Linked DNA regions of Mus musculus: region 1 is linked to region 2. A link is a loop called in an ENCODE intact Hi-C map of the cell type or tissue named here. Cell type or tissue: gastrocnemius. All regions are shown on one strand.

The links. Peaks named below come from ENCODE experiments on the same cell type or tissue, not always from the same donor. Only the 100,000 strongest peaks of a DNase experiment are listed, where the experiment ranks them.
Region 1: a loop joins it to region 2, with 8 times the contacts of the local background. A loop is called at or near these places in 27 of 42 quality-filtered maps.

The regions. Positions count from the first base shown.
Region 1 is chr11:50,441,733-50,446,732 of GRCm38, forward strand. No RefSeq gene overlaps it. Among named protein-coding and RNA genes, the nearest start is that of Rufy1, 13 kb to the left of the region's middle. In gastrocnemius, CTCF peaks have their summits at 2,092 (motif pointing right) and 2,945 (motif pointing right); a DNase peak (open chromatin) is centred at 64; H3K27ac peaks cover 876 bases.
Region 2 is chr11:50,766,627-50,771,626 of GRCm38, forward strand. The region is part of intron 5 of Adamts2 (a disintegrin-like and metallopeptidase (reprolysin type) with thrombospondin type 1 motif, 2); the gene reads left to right. Among named protein-coding and RNA genes, the nearest start is that of Zfp354c, 59 kb to the right of the region's middle. In gastrocnemius, CTCF peaks have their summits at 571 (motif pointing right) and 3,075 (motif pointing left); DNase peaks (open chromatin) are centred at 580, 2,725 and 3,042; H3K4me3 peaks cover 501 bases; H3K27ac peaks cover 490 bases.

The DNA.
Region 1 (5,000 bases), 320 kb before region 2:
ACCGCACTTCGTTTCTTGCTCCTGTGAAGCCTGCTGCAGGTCTGGGCTTCTTCCCAGCCCATCTGTCTCTCATAGCGTGACTCAGCCATCCAGCTGCTTTGGTTTTTGGTCACACGTCTCGATGTGAAGATCTTTTCAAATAGCTGTAGCCAGAGAAAAGGCAGCTGGAGAGTCGTGTGCCAGGCAGTGCCGGGAAATGACCTGCCTCTTCTGTTCACAGCTCCTAGGCCAGGACTAGTCACAGATGCCTTTCCACTCACTGGCAAAGCAGGAGAGGATATACAGATGAGCCAAGAGAACAAGGGAAAGTAGGTGGACAGAGAGGGAAAGGAGACCATGGAGAAGTAGAGCCAGCAAAGTGGATAGGGGAATAGAGGTGTGTTAAAGGAGGGGTGGAGGGAGATATCACAGAACCCAGGGAGGGAGTCACCAAAATGGGCAGGAATCCAGCTGCAATCCCAGGGTTTAGGAGGCTGAGGCTGGAGGACTGAGATGTGGAGGCCAGCCCGTGCTGGCTGCTGAGACCCCGGACCCCGCCCTACCCCATACACAAAGAAGAGGAAACTAGGGAAGCGAGCTGACTGAGGACCAGCAGGCAGAGACAACCTGAGATCTTGATTAAAATAATTTCCCAGAGCCGCATGCAAAACCAAGCAAACAGAAGCCTATTTGGCGTAGGCTTAAGTGAGATGGTGGGACGTGGGGAGGAATGAGAGATTAGTAAAGCCAAACAACTGGCAGAGGAGGTAAGACTGGGTGTTCTGTTTGTTCTCTTCAGTCAGGGCGGGCAGCAGCATCTTAATATGCTAGAGAAGGCCAGTAATGTGGAAAGCTGATGGAGCTGGAGGGAGGATGCTGGAGATGGACAGTACCTTGGGCAGGTGGGGGTGTGGCTGTAGGCACAGCCAGGATTACTCTCCATGGGAAGCAGGGGGAAGACAGAGGGGTTGGTAAGGATTCTGAGAGGAGAAACCCCCACCTCCTGCTCCCAGGGACACACCCATATTGTTTTTTATTCAGAAACTTCCTTACTCGCTCACATGCTGTGTGTTGTGCTGGAGAGTAGCTCAGGTTGTTGCGCTTGCTAGGCAGGTACCCTACCACTGAGTGACACCCTTGACCTACGCTTGGGCTGTTGCTTTTTAACCTCAGAGAAGTGTAATAACATTTTAATGTTTACCTGGCGACACTAATACTATGAAGTTACATTTATATTTGAGGTCACAGTCAGCACTAGTATGTCAATTACACTAGCATTTCATGTTATTATCATTATCATTTACAACACTAGTACAGAATCACTAAGTTTCTTGCTGGTCAGAAGATTCAAATTGGAATCTTACATCTAGTACTTATTCTAGCTGCCTCACCTGTAAAAGAGAGCCATGGCTGGAAAATGGGGGCAAGGGCTATGCTATAAAGAATGTTGGAGAGGAGTGTACGTCTTCCAAGGGCTTCAGCCTGCCTGTTGGTCTCCGGGTGGTTTAATGCACACTTTGTGAAAGACTGAAATGATTCAGTCCACACATGTAGAAGAAGATGAAAAGTTAACTCTTCCACCTACAATACCTAAACACATACCACATATTTATACATGCCCCACAGACATATATACAACACATGCCAGCATACATCACACACAGTACATACACAAAAACACGTACATAGACAAAATGTGCTGCAGCAAAACACATGGTATGTGCACGTACCACATACAATATGACATGTCACATAGAACACTCCATATATACCCAGACAAGGCAGACACATAGCATATGTACCTGTACACCCACAAGGCACACACATTTCCTGAAAGATACTGTATCATATGCATGCACATATATCTCATACAATACAACATGCAAACCATATGCACATGCTACGTGCACATATATTTATACCATGCCATATGCACAAATGCCTTGCTTACAGTACACTAGATATCCTTGCACACACAACCTATGTCCACACACTCCACATGTTCACACACTCACACACTATGTGTTGCTCATAAAATATGTATAGATATATCTAAGGCACAAACACAACTGTGATCCATAATCAGAAGAAGATTGTAATGACTAAAAGTACCACTAGGGGGCACTGTGTTACTTATCCATAATTCAGTCTTTGCCTTCTTTTATGCAATAATTAGACTGTATACAGTAGTTTTAAAAGTATGGCCCCAAATATTTTCATAATAGCGTTAAGATTTAATTTGACTTCTAAAGCACATACTTCTCATTCTCCCCTGAGAATGCAGTGGAAATTTCCAGAGAGACTTCAAGATGTGTGGCATTCCATAGACGCAGATGTGAGAATCCAGCTGTCATCTACTAAGCCAGGAATCTTTTTAGAGAGCTGTAAATGTTACCATGCTGCTCTTTAAACTAATTAAAAACTTTCTTTGTTCTTTTTTTTTTTTTTTTTTTTTGATACTGGCTGGCCTAGAACTTGTTATGTAGATCAGGCTTGCCTCAAATTCATAGGGATCCACCCATCTCAGCCTCTTGAGTGCTACAGTCAAAGGTGTGCACTAACACTCTCAGATTCCCACTAATTTTTAATAATATGTAGTTATTTTCATATACTATTGCTACAATGCAAAGCACTCATTATTTTCATTTGAAAATGTAAACATTCTAGGGGCTGAAGAGATGGCTCAGTGGTTAAGAGCACACAATGTTCTTGAGAGGATCCTGGCTCAGTTTCTAGCACCCACACCGAAGAGTTCACAACCTCTTTTAAGTCCAGCTTTGGGGGATACAACACCCCCTTGTGGCATCTGTAGGTACCTGCATGTATGTGATAAACATATGTACACTAAGATGCATACACATAAAATAAAAAATTAAATAAAAAATTAAAATTAAAAATATTTTAAAGTTTTTAATTATGCGTATGTGTTGAGGAGGGAATGTGCACATGGATGCAGTTGCCTGGGGAAGCCAGAAGAGGGCGTCAGCTTCCCCCAGAGCTGGAGCTTTGCACCTGCAGTTTCCAAAATCTTAAAGTATTTTTTACGTTGATATATGATAAATAAAATTGCATATATTTACTGTGTTTAACACGATGTTTTGAATGTGTATTCATCATGGGGTCGTTAAGTTCATTAGCAGGTAATTGCTTTACATCATTTTTTTTGGTGGTGAGAGCACTTTAAATCTGCTCTCAATAATTTCAAGATTATCTTAATAAATATTAAAAATTAATCATAACTACATATTTTCTTTTTTGAAATATGTACAGTGCCAAAGTCTCAGTTTCTTGTGATGAGAAGATGAAGTCTGAGAGGGGGCACAGGCATCGGCGTGGCCGTGGTGAAGACCTCAGGATGAATGACAGCCCAGTCTGCTTAGTCCTGGTCTTACTAATCAATGGCCATTCATTGCTTTCACGTCTTTTATTCCCCCATGCTGGGCATGGAGGAAAGGCCTTGCTATGCCACATGGGTGTGAGGAGCCGCCCTCACATTTGCCATTATAAGATGGCACTGACAGCTGTGTTCTAAGTGGTAAACATAGTCTGCACACATGCAGGGGCAGTTTTCCCACCATGTGTTCTGCCTTTCCCGTGATGACAACTGGGCCGATGGGCTGCAGCCAATCAGGGAGTAATACGTCCTAGGTGGAGGATAATTCTCCTTAAAAAGGGATGGGGTTTCGCCATTTCCTTGCTTGCTCTCTTGCACTCTGGCTCCTGAAGATGTAAGCAATAAAGCTTTGCCGCAGAAGATTCTGGTTTGTTGCGTCTTTCCTGGCCGGTCGTGAGAACGCGTCTAATAACAATTGGTGCTGAAACCCGGGACGGGACGAGAAGACCTGGGACGAGAAAACCCGGGAAAAGAAACATCTTCAGGCAAGAGAGAAGACCCCCTGCTACAGGGAGGATTCAGAACTGCATAACGGGGAAGAAGGGGTTAATAAAGTGTTCCCGTGAAACAGACTGTTGAGAAGGATCCGGCGTGGATTCAGAACTCTTCAGCTGGGGAACGGTACTGATGAAGAGAAAGAAGAGAGATGAGGACTGAATAAACTGCTGTTAGAAGGACTGGTGGTCGCGTGTTCTTGCTGGTCGAGAGCGGGCGCGACAATTGGTGGCCCGTACGGGGAACCGACTCCCCCACCGAGTTCAGAACTTTCAGCAGTCAGTGGTTGCCGGCAGGGTAAGTTCACGGTGAGTGAAACTTGCGACCCCAGGAGTTTAGGAAGGACCTCGATAAAATAGAGGTGAGCATAAAGTTGCCAGGAAGTAGGCACAAAGTAACCCAGGAGTTTGGGAAGGACCTCGGATAAAATAGAGGCAAGCATAAAGTTGCCAGGAAGCAGGCACAAAGTAAAGATAAGGTTCACGGGTTTGGGACAAGTTAAGGTTCCCAGTTTGGGGACAAGTTAAGGAACTATGATAACCTCAGTGTAGTGATCAATAGATCCTCGCTGTGTAGTTATGCTTTTTTCTCCCATTGACCCTTTGTGGGTAGGTCTGATAGTTTTGGTCTTGTTTGTTCTGATATATGGACTCTGTTACTGTTTGTGTGTAGAGGCAGTCAAGACAGGTCAGAAAATCCTTACAGAGCAACAAGAAAGTATGTCGGAAGAGGAAAAGGGCTTAAAAAGAAAAAGGAAAAAGAAAGGAGACACAGTGTTATCAGGTGGACAGAAAGGACAGGACAACAGAGTCGAGGCGGAGGAGGAGGTGAATTAGCTTCTGCGCCTCCTCCCTATGCCTCCTCGTCAGCCATCTATGGGCAGACCTTCTGTCCGGAGGTCTGGAAAGAGGATAGATTCTCCTTGCTGGGATGTCCTATTTTCACTGATCAAGCTAAATTTGCATGGGATAGAGATATGCTGCTTGATCAAGGTCGATTTGCACAACAACAGACAGGATATCCACTGCAGGTGTTTGAGCAGGTGAATCAGATTCCTATAAGGGCTTGGAAATCATTGCCTAACAGAGGGGAAGTTAGTGAAAACTTGACTCTCATATTGACTCCCCAGATG
Region 2 (5,000 bases):
GCCACCAGCCAGGGAGCCGAGCATCAGCCGCACTCGTGGGTTGCATAGCAACTGGCTTTTCAATTGATTTTTTTTTTTTTTGAGAAGGAACCAAAGCTACTCGAGTGTTCTCATTTTAAATATTTCCTTGGATGATGGAAATCAAAGGAAATGGAGATGAGAGATTTGGGGACATTCCGAGGACATAAGGTATCTTGTGAAGGCTAGCTTGAGACAGGGTGTGCTCTGCTTGTTGAAATTTGTCAGCATTTGGGTGAAAGGTCAGACGTTCCTGGTCTATTAGTAGAAGGCGGAGACATGCTGGGAGGAAAGGAGTCTGCAGGCTAAAGCCTTGGGCCAACACCGTTGTGGTTTTGCCATGTGTCCCACTGTAGAAAGAGCAGAGAGGATCCTGGGATGGATGGGAGAGAGCCTTCTTTCAGATAGCCTTGAATCAAAGACCCTAGGGGCCAAGCTCAGTCTATACTTTAGTCTGGGAAAGACCCCCTGGCATAATTACCTGTCGCCAGCCATCCTAGGCACACCTCCTCACCAGAGCCATTAGGTCTAGAATAGATGAGACAGTGCTAATGCTGGACGCTACCACCGGAGGGCGCCTCTGTCCTTTTGATCTGGTCTAATGAGTCTACCTTAGGTTGATACTTAATAAATGACAGTTTATTGCTCATAGTTCTGAAGGCCAGAAAGTCCAAAGTCTGAATGTCAGGAGATCTGGAGTCCTCACAGGTAGCTTCATGCTCATGAGTGGTGGATGGGACAGGTCTCAGAGCTATATGAGAGCCACTCTAGTTCAGGGACCTTTGTCCTACTGACCTGATAACTTTCTAGGGTTCCACATCTTAATACTATTGTATTAGAAATTAGGTTCCAAGATATAAAGTCTAATTTTTAGACCATGTCAGGAGTTCTTATTTAACACTGAATCCTGTTCTAGTAGCTTGGTTTTCTTCGATGGGTATACCTTCTTGCCTGCTTTCCCCTGGCGGGTCTAGAAGGCACCTGTACCATGACTTCTGAGCCACCCACATCACCTTGCATGCCACAGATGGGAACAGAAGACACCAGCCTTGGGGAGTCCCCGAGGCTGCAGGCAGTCAGGCTAGATAGAGCAGAACTTGTTTTGAAGCCATCAGAGATGGTGGGCCCTGGTCCTGGCATTCATGCCAGCCCAGGGGTACGTGTGGGACCTTGGATGACTTACTTAACATGGCAGAATCTTGTTTTCTGAGCAAGAGGAAGTCTGAGGGACCCCAGTGCTTGACAGGAATGACTGCAGTCACGGAGATCAGACGGACTGCTGACTCTTCACTGTCTGAAGCCCCCACCCCCACCCCCACCTGGCTTTCAGGCTCCCTTCGCTGGGAGTCAGATGACTTTATTTATACCTCCTTCGGGGATTCCAGGCCCTGTGGTCCAGCGGTATTTCTCCCCAAGGAGGAGAGTACAGTCACATAACCGTCAAAGCCGTGTATGTTTTAATCACTCCGTCTTGGTGATGTTGCCTGGGAGGACGCGTCATAGTGTCCTCAGAGCCTTGCTCAGCTCACTGTCTCAGGCATCCTGTCATGGGACTGACAGGCATCCCCTGATGATAAGGGGGCACCCATAGTCACTGTCACCATCTCCATATGACAGTGAAAACGTGGCTCCACGGGGTGAGTGATCTACCAAAAGTCATACATGACAGCCACTTTGTCCCTAGAGGATGAGCCAGTTGCTGTCATTCTGTCAGGCTAGAGAGCACAGATCTTGGGTGAGCTGAGCCTGGCTCCCCTGTGCCATTCCCCCTATGTCCAATGCTCCCAACCGATGGTTCTACAACTTTATGCCCACACTCACGGACTCGGGTTGATGTTTAGAGACACTTTCACTGTTATAATTTGGGAGATGCTCAGGACACACACACACACACACACACACACACACACACACACACACACACAGTTAACTGGCCCCAAAGGTCAGCAATACTGAAGCTGAGAAGAGAGCTCTACACAGCCTGAATCTCAGCCCTGTGTGTGCTTTCTTAATTCCTGCCTGGTGGGCTAGCCTGAGGTCTCCCAGGGCCAGGGCATTCTGGGATGGGTTTGGTACCAGCTGAAGCCAGGTCTCCTTGCAGCCTGAACCACTGGCACTAGAGTGGGCCACATGGTCACTGCCAGAGTAGACAAGGAAAAAGACTTGTGGGTATGGACTGTGTCTTGCTTTCTTAAGGGAAGGGTTTATATCCGTTTATAGCTCCAGGTTACAGTCCATTATGGAGGGAAAAGCCACAGTGGCAAGAGCTTGAGGTAGCTGGTCATGTCACATTATCCGTCAAACCAAAGAACAACCTATCCTTAGCTCTGTTCAGTTCTGTCCTCCCCAGGCTTCCAGTCAGCAAATGGCGCCACCATGGTGGGTGTGTCTTCTCACCTCAGTTAACAGAATCAATACAATCCCTTACAGGCACGCTCAAATCTCCCAGGGGATTATAGATTCTCAGATGGGTGTTAACAATAACTATTGCAAACTGGATGTCCTGCCCAAACAGTCACAGGTCAAAGTTCCTGAGCCCTAAGCTGGGTACTCAGGTTGGACCCAAACACTTTGGGTCAGAGGAGCCCAGAAAGGGACTGAAAGTGTCCAAGAACAGTAGTGCACCCTGTACCCCACACCTCCAGCTCCCTGTCCGTGGCCCTGGGATTGGGTGTGTGCTCACAGACACCACGTGGTGGCGCCCAGCCTGCAGAGCCTTCCTGTTGGCAGGCATGGAGACTGGCCTCCAAACAGCAGATCCCGTTTTTTCTGTCTCCTTGACCGAAGGAGGGAAGAACATAAATAATTCAGCGCATTCCACAGTAAACAGTCAAGTGTCAAGAGAGCAGCGGTTGGAATACAGCTCTCTGCACAAGCCTTAATTGGTTTGTTTAGGGTGAGACCCCAGAATCTGTCTGGTGTCTAGAGGGCTACCATTGCCCGGCTGCAAGTCAGATCTGCCGCCCAGCCTGGAGGAGCTGTGTTCCTTAGCCTGCCGACCTCCCTCAGGATCTTGGCATTGCATTCTTGTAGCAGCAGCGCCACCTGGTGGTTATTTCCATAGCCCGCCCTTCCTTTGCCTTCTGTCTAGAAGTAGACCTACTTCCAGCCAAACTTCCTCCTAACCTTTGTATGACGTCCACCTCCACCTCAGGATTTGGAGTCAACGACTTTAATGGCAAGAGGTGAAGTTTCTTATCTGGGAATTAGGATAATGACAGTGCTTATGTCCTAGGCAGTTTTGAATTTTAAATGAGACGTATGCAGAGGCTTGTTCTCAAAGAGCCAAGAATTTGGCTGTTGCCATCAGCATTTGGGCTTGTCCCTGCTGGTGATGCTTTTCCATGAGTTCCTAGGAATGTTCCTGCAGCCTCTAGGCCCTCCCTGGCCCAGCGTGACTCTCCAGCGTGTGTATATTTGATTTTTGTTCATTCATTAATTCATCCCATTTGTGATCATCATGAATGCTCATTGAACAGCACAGGGACAGCCTCGACCCTGTCTAACAAGCAGTGTATCTAGATATGGCCCTGTGGGAGCCCACAGCCAGCTTGGGTCTCTCTCCAAGGGCCTAGACATGTTCAGTTGTCCTAGATATCTCTGCCTCAAGCTAAGCTCTTTAAAAGGTGTTTAAATAATGTGTGCATGTGTGGAGGTCAGTAGGCATGGTTATGTGCATGAGAGTAGGGAAGGTCCTCTGAGCTGGAGCTGGGGCTACAGGTCCTCTGCAAGAGCAGTATGCACTCTTGAGCACTGATCCATCTCTCCAGACCCTTGGGAGGAGTCTTTTAAGGTCATGTGGGGAAAGACAGCTTGTGGGTCCCAAGTGGAAAGTATGGAGGGTGAGGGAAAAGGGCATGGGGAAAGAGACAGAAACTTCTTTGTGCTTCTAAGGCACATCAGCTGCTTTTCAGCCCTTTAAGCCTCGATTCTATTAGCTTAGCTTGGGTGGCTTAGCTTGGGCCCCAAGGTTGCCTCTTGGCCTGAAGGCGACCAATTGTATATACATTTAGTGGTGGATCCTGTTCCTTGGAATCAGGAAGCAGGCACTCCCTGGAGATTTCACCAGGTGAACAAACTATACAGAAAAGACCATCTTCAAGATAGATTCGCCACAGCACCGTGACCAGATCGCACACCCTCCCTGTTAAGTCGTGAGGCACTCCCCACACATCCTCTGCCCATGTCCACACCCCCTGGCCCTGACATCTCCTGTCGCCCACCAGATGTTGACCCTTTAACAGTGCAGTGAGCCACACTTACTTCCCCTTCCTGACTGCTCCCCCCCATAAGAATCTGCTCTTTCTAAAATGCATATGTGCCCTGTCCTTAGCCCTGGATACAATATTGATGCCTTGTCACAGACCATCCTTTGGACAGGGCACTCTGGGACCCCCTAGAATGTTCCAGACCTAGTAAGAACAAAGAACACTTCCCCTTGGGTCCTCAGTGCCTGCTTGAGATAGGCCAGACCTTGAAAAGGTTGGGAGAAAATACAGTTGGTTCTCCACACCCACAGCTTGGCTTCTGCCAATTGCACCAACTACAGATGGAGGATAATCAGGAGGAAGCAGGACATCTGTATTGAACATATGCAGGCTTTTATCTTGTTGTTATTCCCTAAACAATCAGTATAGCAACTATGTGCTCCACACTTACACTGCGGTACATGGTATAAGTCATTTAGAGTTTATGTAAAGGATACAGAAAGAGATGTGGGGATGCAGCAAATGCTGTATCCTTTAATAGAAGAGACTTGAGCCTTTACTGATGTCTTCATTGGAGTACTAAAATCACTCCCGCAGCAGACATTAAGGGATGACCATATATGCACCACCTACATCTTGTCACTTGAGAACCCTGAATGCTCTAATTCTTGGGGTGCCTGCATGCATATCAAGGCTTACAAGGGCACAGCACATGGATACTGTTTTCTGAAGTTCTATCTTCCTGGAGTCCTCCTCTGTAGTGCGGCTCCTATC